Regions from separate parts of the Homo sapiens genome. Here region 2 is linked to region 1. The links are chromatin loops, found by intact Hi-C in ENCODE. Cell type or tissue: GM12878. All regions are shown on one strand. Each heading gives the region's core, and the rest is flanking DNA. Links, peaks and the distances in the headings are about the cores only. Region 1 overlaps AHI1-DT (AHI1 divergent transcript). Region 2 overlaps AHI1-DT (AHI1 divergent transcript).

The links. Peaks named below come from ENCODE experiments on the same cell type or tissue, not always from the same donor. Only the 100,000 strongest peaks of a DNase experiment are listed, where the experiment ranks them.
Region 2: it touches region 1 in a loop (2.7-fold over the local background); 4 of 110 quality-filtered maps call a loop at or near these places.

What each region holds. Positions count from the first base shown.
Region 1 is chr6:135,584,798-135,590,184 of GRCh38, reverse strand. All of the region lies in intron 2 of AHI1-DT (AHI1 divergent transcript), which reads right to left. Among named protein-coding and RNA genes, the nearest start is that of LINC02524, 47 kb to the left of the region's middle. In GM12878, for the core only: no CTCF peak of the experiment used is centred there; a DNase peak (open chromatin) is centred at 3,194.
Region 2 is chr6:135,649,153-135,654,539 of GRCh38, reverse strand. The region is part of intron 3 of AHI1-DT (AHI1 divergent transcript); the gene reads right to left. Among named protein-coding and RNA genes, the nearest start is that of LINC02524, 17 kb to the right of the region's middle. In GM12878, for the core only: no CTCF peak of the experiment used is centred there; a DNase peak (open chromatin) is centred at 2,379; H3K27ac peaks cover 208 bases.

The DNA.
Region 1 (5,387 bases), core at 159-5,158:
CAGAAGAAGACAGGTAGATAAGGGAAAGTTTGGAATTTCTGAGAGATTGGTTAAATGGTTGTGACCAAAATGCTTACAGAGATATGGACAGTGAAGGCCAGGCTGTCAAGGTCTCAGATGGAAAAGAGGAACTTAATTGGGAACTGTAGCAAAGCTCATGTATGTTATGCCCTAGCAAAGAGCTTCGCTGCATTCTGTTTATACTCTAGGGATCTGTGGAAGTTTGAACTAAAAAGTGATGGTTTAAGGTATCTGGAAGAGAAAATTTCTAAGCAGCAAAGTGTTCAAGATGTGGCCTGGTGGCTTCTAACAGCCTACACTCTGATGTGGGTGCAAAAAAATGACCTAAAGTTGGAATTTATATTAGGTTGGTGCAAAAGCAATTGCAGTTTTTGCAATTAAAAGTAATTGTTTTTGCAAACTGTGATTGTTTGGCATCAACCTAATATTTAAAAGGAAATCAGAGCATGAAAGTTTGAAAAATTTACAGCCTGGCCATGTGGCAGAGAAAGAAAAAGCTTTTTAGGGAGAATTCAAGCAGGCTATGGAGCAACCACTTGCTGGTTTAATTTGATGCAAAATTAAAAATTTGCATAATTAAAAGGGAGCCAGGTGCTGATAACAAATACAACAAGAAAAAAGCCTCAAAGGCATTTCAGAGACCTTCACAGCAACCCCTCTCATCACAGGCCCAGAGACCTAGAAGGGAAGAACGGTTATGTGGGCCAGGCCCAGGGACTCTGCTCCTTATATCCTGGCTGCTCCAGCTCAGCTCCAGCTGTGGCTCAAAGAGGCCCAGGTATAGCTCCAGCTGCCACTTTGGAGTATATAAGCCTTGGGGTGGCTCCCATGTGGTGTTAAGCCTGTAGATGTACAGAATGTGAGAGTGTGATGAACGCTTGGGGGCCTCTGTCTAGATTTCAGGGGATGCCTGAGAAAGCTTCCAGGCAGAAGCTTGCTCCAGGGGCAAAACACTCAGAGTAAACCTCTACTGGGGCAGTGCCAAAGGGGAAATGTGGGCTGGAGCCTTCAAACAAAGTCCCCACTAGGGCACTGCCTAGTGGATCTGTGAGAAGTAGGCCACCACCCTCCAGACCCAAGAATGGTAGCTCTACTAGCAGCTTGCACCCTCTGTCTAGAAAAGCTGCAAGTATTTAACAACCTGTGAGAACAACCCTGGGAGCTGAAACCTGCAAAGCCACAGGGGTGGAGCGGCCCAAGGCCTTGGGAGCCCTCCACTTGCACCAGTGTGCCCTGGATGTGGAAAATGAAGTCAAAGGAGATTATTTTAGAGCTTTAAGATTTAACAACTGCCCTGCTGGGTTTCAAACTTTCATGGGACCTGTAGCCCCTTTCTTTTGGCCGATTTCTCCCTTTTGGAATGGGAATACTTGCCCAATGCCTATACTCCCATTGTATCTTGGAAGTAACTAACTTTTTTTTTATTTTACAAGCTCATAGGTGGAAGGGATTTGCCTTGTCTCAAGGCAAGACTTTGGACTTTGAGTTAATGTTGGAATGAGTTAAGGACTTGGAATGAGTTAATGTTGGAATGAGTTAAGACTTTAAGGGACTGTTGGGAAGGCATGATTGTATTTTGCAATGTAAGAATCACATGAGATTTGGGAGGTGCAGGGCAGGATATAGTTCAGATATTTGTGCCCAACCAAATCTCATGTTAAATTGTAATCCCCAGTGCTGGAGGTGGGGCGTGGTAGAAGGTGTTTCGATCATGGGGGCAGATCCCTCATGGTTCGGTGCTGTCTTTGTAATAGTGAGTTATCATGGAATCTGGTTATTTTAGAGTGTGTGGCACCTCCCCTGGCCCACTCTCTCTCACTTGCTCCTGCTTTTGCCATGTGATGTGCCTGCTCCCCCTTCACCTTCTGCCATGATTGGAAGCTTCCTGAGGCCTCCCTAGAAGCTGAGCAAATGCCAGCATCATTCTTCCTGCAAAGCCCGCATAACTGGGAGCCAATTAAACCTCTTTTCTTCATAAATTACCCAGTCTCAGGTATTTCTTTATAGCAATGAAAGAACAGGCTAATCAAGCATCAACATCACTTGTGAGTTTGTTATAAACGCAGACTCTCAGGTCCTACCCCAGAAGTCCTAAATCAAAATCTGCATTTTAACAAACTCCCTAGATGATTCACAAGCACACTAAGGTTTGGAAGCCCCATTCCAGGAGATTCTAATGTGCAGCCAGGGTTGAGGGTCATCACAATAAGCAATACATCTTCCCATTCTATAATTTAATAACAGAAATTATTGATTCTATGTAAGTTTGTTTTGCTTTAAAAACAATTTTTTTTTATTTTACTATTATTATACTTTAAGCTTTAGGGTACATGTGCACAATGTGCAGGTTAGTTACATATTAAAAACAAATATTTTGCAGTAAAAGAGAACAAGAAAGATTCACCTTGCTCCTTAAGATAGAATTTTCCATAAAGAGATAAAGGGAGAAAGAAGTAGTTCCATAAAGTGGAATATCTCTCACTAAAATCTTAATTTCTTTCAGAATATTAAAAGATTTTGAGATTGGGAACAACTAATTTACTACATTCATTAGAATATTCCTTCAATTAACCTTATCAGGAGATATTTCTAAATGTTCTTGAATTACTAACAGATTTACAACTTAGATCACTTATCTCTGCTGTTTTAAGGTTTCAATTATCTTTCTCTTTTTCCACCAGTTACAACGAATTAAAGACATACAGTGTATTATATTATCCTTTCTGGCATCAAAAATAACACAAAATATTCTCAGGCTTTAGGAAAAGTACAGCTTAAAAAAATACTTCTAAAAGAAATAAAAGCAGCAGGTACAATTGAAGAATATTTTATATATTGGTTGTTTTCTCCATAAGCTCAAGAGTATTAATGAATGATGGATCGTTAAGCTAATGAGTTCTAATTTTTGTTTGTTTAGTTGGTTGGTTTTTGTTGTTGATCATTGAAGGGCAAAGTAAACTTGCAAGGTTACTTTGCTAAGCACCGGTATTTTAGGGGAGTTTTACCTAGTTCTATATCTGCAAAGATAAGCTGACCTATAACCTTTTGCATGATATGTAATTCTCCAGGACCTGTAAGAAAACCACAGAAACAACCACATTTACGCACATCAGCACCATAGCAAAACCACATGAGCTACAAGGTGGAAATAACAGCTTGGGCCAGTGCCACTGGAATGCACTTGTGATACAAACATCCAGAAGAGTGACCCTCCAATTAAAGCCCCATGAACAGCAAACAGCGTTTAACCTGTGTGTTATGCAGTGTGTTTTCTCAGTAACAAGTGCGAACAAGAAGCTGGTTTCCATGTCATCTCTTTTGTATTCTTTCTCCTCCAGGATTTCAATATAGGATTAACTATCAACTCAGCTGATAATTATCAGAATTAACCTATTAACTATCAAACTGGCCACAGCCGTACTAAGCTTCTCCAGGTCACTCACAGACTAGTCTCCTGTTTACTATGCAAGAAAGTCAATTCTGTTGCTTCTGCCATCTTTATGAGTAGTTAATAAAACCAGTCTTACCAAACAAACCAGTCTTACCATTTGTCTTGTGAGGTTGGTCTTGGAGCCTCACCAACAGAAGGGGGAATGCCAGGATATCTTTTGATTATTTTGTCTAGATAAAGCAATCTGTGATTCGTGCATTCTCTGCCTTGAACAGCCTGGTTCTAGGTTGTTGACTGCAGCTCTGTCAGTTCCCTGTATCTGGGATGCTCTTTCACTGATTTTACAGCAGTGGTCCCTGCTTGCCATTCCAGTCTTCTTGGATTACTCACTCCAAAGGAGCCCCCAAGTCCCTCCCTATCATCAGACTCTGCCTTATTGTCATCAGAGCACTCATCACTATCTAACATATTCCTCTTACATTTTGAATACTGTCTCTCTTTCCTCATGAGAATATTCACTCCACAAGAACAGTGATCTTTTTTGTCTTGTTACCAACTATATTCCCAGAATCAGAATAGAGTTTGGCTCATTTAAGGCTTTCGATAAATATTTACTGAATAAAAGAATGATCCATGATAGCCAAAGGAATCAAATGTTATGAATATCTAATAATCTGATGTGTCAAATATCAATATTAGTGTGCAATGAAAAACATGGGGTCAGGCAGAATAATTTGTTTAAAATTAAAACCAGAACATTTGTAAATTATATCATATTAGCTCTAGATTAGAACAGGTTTATTTATCTTGTGTTGCTCCTTGTCATTTATTCCTCACGGTGAGAAAGAAGTACCTAAGGCCCCACCATTAGAATCTGACTCTATGGTTCTGATGCTTCAGGCCAAGGAGGAAAACACTGTACTTAAAATGCTTGAGGTAATTTTTTTCTTGCAAAATACTTACTGTTCCAAGCAAGTGGGTTTTCAGATAGAATAAGAAAAGCATTCTCGTATTTTTGGTGCTTACCTTATTGCTCTATAACCCTCTACAAGTGTATCTATTTCCAAATTTAAATAATATTTATTTGATTCCAAAACAAATGTATTCACTGCACAACCTTTCAATCAAGGAGGTCTACAAATGTCAACTGTTAAGAATCTCTGTGGTAGTATTTTATGTTGTAGAAGTGTGAAATGTAGCCTCCCCAGAGAAAACGATTTGGAAATAGATACACTTGTAGAGGGTTATAGAGCAATAAGGTAAGCAGCAAAAATAGGAAAATGCTTTTCTTATTTTATTTGAAAACTCACTTGCTTGGAACAGTAAGTATTTTGCAAGAATAGAAATACTGCAAGCGCATTAAATACAGTGTTTTCCTCCTTGGCCTGAAGCATTAGAAACACAGAGTCAGGTTCTAATGGTGGGGCCTTAGGTACTTCTTTCTTCCTGTGAGGAATAAATGACAAAGAGTAACACAAGATAAGAGAGAAACGATGTTGTTAAGACACAATTATAAATCAAGTGCCTATTCTACTTAGTTTAGGGATCAGAATCTCTGGCATAATATTTGATATGGTCCATTTGGTCCAAGTATCCACAAATATCAGTACCTGAAACTACTCTATAGGATAAATTAAGAAAACAGAACCAAAAATTCTGTTGAAGATGCTGAATCCACACTCTTAAAATTTTCTCCACTCAGTCATACTATCTAAACTCTAAGGAATATACAGTGGTGGTTTTTTTGGTGTTTTTTTTTTTTTTTTTTTTGAGACAGTGTCACGCTCTGTCACCCAGGCTGGAGTGCAGTGGTGCAAACTCGGCTCACTGCAACCTCCACCCCCTAGGTTCAAACTATTCTCCTGCCTCAGCCTCCCAAGTAGCTGGGATTACAGGTGCACACCACCACGCCCAGCTAATTTTTTGTATTTTTAGTAGAGATGGGGTTTCGCCATGTTGGCCAGGCTGGTCTCAA
Region 2 (5,387 bases), core at 199-5,198, 64 kb before region 1:
TATTTTGTTGGATGTGTACTTAACTATTTCATTTTGGGGATGCACTAATCTGAAAGGATTTTTGTCTTTAATTTCAAATTCCACTTTTTCATTTCTGGCATATGGAAAAGACATTAAATTTTGTACATTAACCTTGTATCCTGCAATCTTGCTATAATCACATATCAGTTCCAGGAATTGTTTTGTTGATTTCTTCAGATTTTTTACCTCGACAATCATATTATCCATGAACAAAGACTGTTTTATTTATTTCTTCTCGATCAATATATCTTTTATTTCCTTTTCATGTCTTATTGTGTTAGCTAGGATTTCCAGTAAAATGTAAGAAGTGGTGAGAAGGAACATCCTTGTCTTGTTCCTGATCTGAGTAGAAAAGCTTTTAGTTTCTTGCCATTAAGTCTTATGTTAGTTGTAGGGGTTTTGTAGATGTTCTTTATCAGGATGAGGGAGTTCCCCTCTAAAATTCTAGCTGAGTTTTTATTACAAATAGGTGTTGTATTTTGACAAATGCTTTTTCTGCATCTCTTGATATAACCATGTCATTTTTCTTCCTTAGTCTGTAGATGTGATGGATTGCAGTAATTGATTTTCAAATTTGAGCCAACCTTGCATACCTGGGATAAATCCCACTTAGTCATGGAATATAATTATTTTTATACATTGCTTGATTCAGTCTGCTAATATTTTGTTGAGGACTTTTGTGTCTATATTCATAAGAAATATTGATCTTTTCTCATAATGTTTTTGTCTGATTTTGACATTATGGTGAAGCTGGCCTCATAGAATGAGTTAGTAAATATTCCATATGCCTCTATATTTTAGAAAAGACTGTAGAGAATTGATATAATTTGTTCCTTAAGTATTTGGTAGAATTTACTAGTGAACTGATCAGGGTCTCATGGTTTCTGTTTTGGAAGGTTATTAATTATTAATTCCATTCCTTTAATAGATCTAGGCCTATCTGGATTGTCTATTTCTTCTTGTGTGAGTTTTATCAGATTTTATTTTTCAAGAAATTCATCTATTTCCCCTAGGTTATCAAATTTGTGGGCACAGAATTATTCATAGTATTCCTTTATTATCCTTCCAATGTCCATGGGCTCTGAAGTGAAATCTCCTCCTTCCAAAAGTAGTAATTTGTGCCCTTCTTTTTCCTAGCCTGGCTAGAAGCTTATCAGTTTTGTTATCTTTTCAAAGACCCAGCTTTTGGTTTCAAAAATTTTCCCTATTGATTTCCTATTTCAATTTCTTTAATTTCTACTCTAATATTTATTGTTTCTTGTGCTTACTTTGGATTAATTTGCCCTTTCTCTAGTTTTCTATGGTAAAAGCTTGCATGATTGATTTTAGATCTTTCTGCTTTCCTAATATATGCATTCAATACTACAGTAGTTTCCCCTTATCCACAGGCGCTATGTTCCAAGACTTCCAGTGGATGCCTGAAACCTTGGATAGTACCCAGCCTAAATGCTGTAAATCAGAATATGTTTCTATTTCTGTCTTCCAGCCACAAAATGTAACGCTTTTTTCATCTTAACTAGGCACTTACAGTGGCCATACTTTTGCAGCATGAGGTGTGACAACAAAACTAGCATGAATTTTTTTATCCTTCTTCACAATATCGTGGATAGAAGATTCATTTTTACCGTAGATGTTAGCAAGTTCAGCATATAATTTTTTTCTTTTCTTATTAAGTCAAGAATGTTCACCTTTTCACTTAAAGGAAGTACTTTATGGCTTCCTTCATATCTGAATTGCCAGCATTTCTACTTTTGTGCTTTGGAGCCATTAAGTAAAATAAGGGTTACTTGAACACAAGCACGGTCATATCACAATAGTCAATCTAATAACCAAGACTGCTCACGCCTGTATTCCCAACACTCCAGGAGGCTGAGGTAGGCAGATCACTTGAGGCCAGAAATTCGAGACCAGCCTGGCTCACATGGTGAAACCCCGCCTCTGCCAAAAAATACGAAAGTTAGCCAGGCATGGTGGCCTGCCTGTAATCCCAGCTACTCAGGGACGGTGGGGGGCTGGGGGGAGGGGGGCAGAGCTGAGGCAGGAGAATTACTTGAACACAGGAGGTAGAGGTTGCAGTAAGCCAAGACAGTGCCACTGCACTCCAGCCTGTGTGACAGAGTGAGACCCTGTCTCAAAAAAAAAAAAGACTGCTACTAAATGACTAATGGCCAGGTAGTGAATGTATATAAGGTGAACAAAGGAGGATTTACATCTCATAGGGGATGAAGTGGGAAGGCAAGAGATTTTATCATGCTACTCAGAACAGTATTCAATTTAAAACTTAAGAATTGTTTATTTTTGGAATTTTTCACTTAATATTTTCAGACTGTAGTTGACCACAGATAACTGAAACCACAAAAAGTAAAACTGCAAATGAGGAAGTACTACTGTGTATATTTCCCTTTACGCATTTTAAAAACTTGTGAGATGTTTGCTGCATCCCACAAGTTTTCATAAGTTGTGTTTTCATTTTCATTTAGTTCAAAGTATTTAAAATTTTATCTTGAGATTTCTTCTTTGACCTATGTGTTACTTAGAAGTATGTTGTTTAATCTCTAAGTATGTGGGGATTTTCCAACTACCTGTTTTTGATTTCTAGTTTAATTTTATTGCAGTCTGAGAGAAGACATTGATTGTATGATTCCTATTCCTTCAAATTTGTTAAGGTATGTGTTTTTTGGCCCAGAATATGTTCTATACTGGTGAATGTTCCATGTAAGCTTGGAAGAATGTGTATTCTGCTGTTGTTAGATGAAGTAGTCAATAGATATCCATTATAACCAGTTGATTGATGGTGTTGTTGAGTTCAACTCTGTTGTTACTGATCTTCTTGCCTACTGGACCTGTCCATTTCTAATAGAGGGGTGTGTTAAAATCTCCAATAATAATACTGGATTTAACTATTTCTCCTTGCACTTGTATCAGTTTTTGCTTACATATTTTGACACTCTGTTTTTATGTGCACGTATTAGACTGCTCTAACACTACTGATAAAGACAGACCTGAGACTGGGCAATTTACAGAAGAAAGAGGTTTAATGGACTTACAGTTCCACACGGCTGAGGAAGCCTCACAATCATGGTAGAAGGCAAGGAGGAGCAAGTCACATCTTACATGGATGGCAGCAGGCAAAAAGAGAAAGCTTGTGCAGGGAAACTCCCCTTATAATATCATCAGATCTTGTGAGACTTATTCACTATCACGAGAACAGCATGGGGAAGACCTGCCCCCATGATTCAATTACCTCCCACTGGGTCCCTCTCACAACATGTGGGAATTCAAGATGAGATTTGGGTGGCGACACAGAGCCAAACCATATCATTCCACCCTTGGCCCCTCCCAAATCTCATGTCCTCACATTTGAAAACCAGTAATGCCTTCCCAACAGTCCCCCAAAGTCTTAACTCACTTCAGTATTAACTCAGAAGTCCACAGTGCAATGTCTCATCTGAGACAAGGCAAGTCCCTTCTGCCTATGAGCCTGTAAAATCAAAAGCATGTTAGTTACTTTTTAGATACAATGGAGGTATAAGCATTGGGTAAATACAGCCATTCCAAATGGGAGAAATGGGCTAAAACAAAGGGGCTACAGGCCCCATGCAGGTCCAAAATCCAGCGGGGTGGTCAAATCTTAGAGCTCCAAAATGATCTCCTTTGACTCCATGGCTCATATCTAGGTCACATTGATGCAAGAGGTGGGTTCCCATGGTCTTGGGCAGCTCTGCCCCTGTGGCTTTGCAGGGTACAGCCTCCCTCCCAGCTGCTTTCATGGTCTGGTGTTGAATGTCTGTGGCTTTTCCAGACACATGGTGCAAGCCGTTGGTGGATCTACCATTCTGGGGTCTGGACGGTGGCCCTCTTCTCACAGCTACACTAGGTGGTGCCCCAGGAGGAACTCTGTGTGGGGGCTTCAACCCCACATTTCCCTTCCTCACTGCCCTAGCATAGATTCTTCATGAGAGCCCCGCTCATGGAGCTACAATTCAAGATAAGATTTGGGTGGGGACACAACCAAATCATATCATGATGTTAAGAGAAACCCCACCACCACCTATAATTCTGTACCTTGTGAAATTATCTTTCAAAAGTGAAGAATTAAAAGAAAAGAAAATGTGAAAGAGAAATCAAGACTTTCTCAGCAAACAAAAATGGAGTGCATTTGTTGCTAGGAGTGCCTTGCAAAAACATTAAGAGAAGTTCTTCAGAGAGAAGAAGATGATATAGTTCAGAAACTCTCATCTATGAAAAGAGAAAAACAGCATCAAGAAGAAATAAGTGGAAGTAAAATGCAAACTTTTATTTTTTCTTATTCTTAATTGATCTAACATAGTAGTTTGCTTAAAAAATCTATATATTTTATTATGTATGCTTATGTGGGTACATATGTATAGATATAGATATATTTAAGCTTATGATACTTATGTATGCTTATGTATAAGTAAAATAAATGACAACAATAATATAAGGTATGGGAGAGAGAAGTTTGGAATATTTTATTACAAAGTACTGGTAATAATATGAAGTGGTAAAGTGTTATTTGAAATTGGACTTGGATTAGTTGTAAATGTATATTACAAACTAAGAGAATCACTTTAAAAAGTACAAAAAGAAGTACAAGTGTTATGCTAAGAAAGGAGAGAAAATGAAATCATATAAAATGCTCACTTAAAACCACAAAAGGCAGAAACAGAAAAGAAGACAAAATAAGAACAAGGTAAATGAATAGAAAACATTAACAAATATGGTAGATATGAGTCCAGATCCATTGACAATCATTTTAAAACTCAATGGTCTAAATACACTGATTAAAATATATATATCAAAGTGGATCAAAAAAGAAGGCCAAACTATTGTTGTCTACAAAAAACTCATCTTAAATATAAAGACACATATAGATTAAAAGAAAACGAGTGAAGATAATTATGCTAACACCAATCAAAAGAAAGCAGGAGTAGCTATGTAATTCCATACAAAGCAAATTTCGGAACAAGGAAAGTTATCAGGGATAAAGAGGGACATAACAAAATGATAAAAGGGTCAATACCCCATAAAGACATGACAATCCTTAATGCACTGATATAGTTTGGCTGTGTCTCAACCCAAATCTCATCTTGAATTCCATATGTTGTGGGAGGGATATGGTGGGAGGTAATTGAATAATGGGGGCAGGTCTTTCCTGTGCTGTTCCCATAATAGTGAATAAGTCTCACAAGATCTGACCATATTATAAGGGGAGTTTCCCTGCACAAGCTCTCTCTTTTGCCTACTGCCATCCATGTAAGAGGTGACTTGCTCCTCCTTGCCTTCCACCATGATTGTGAGGCTTCCCCAGGCACATGGAACTGTAAGTTCATTAAACCTCTTTC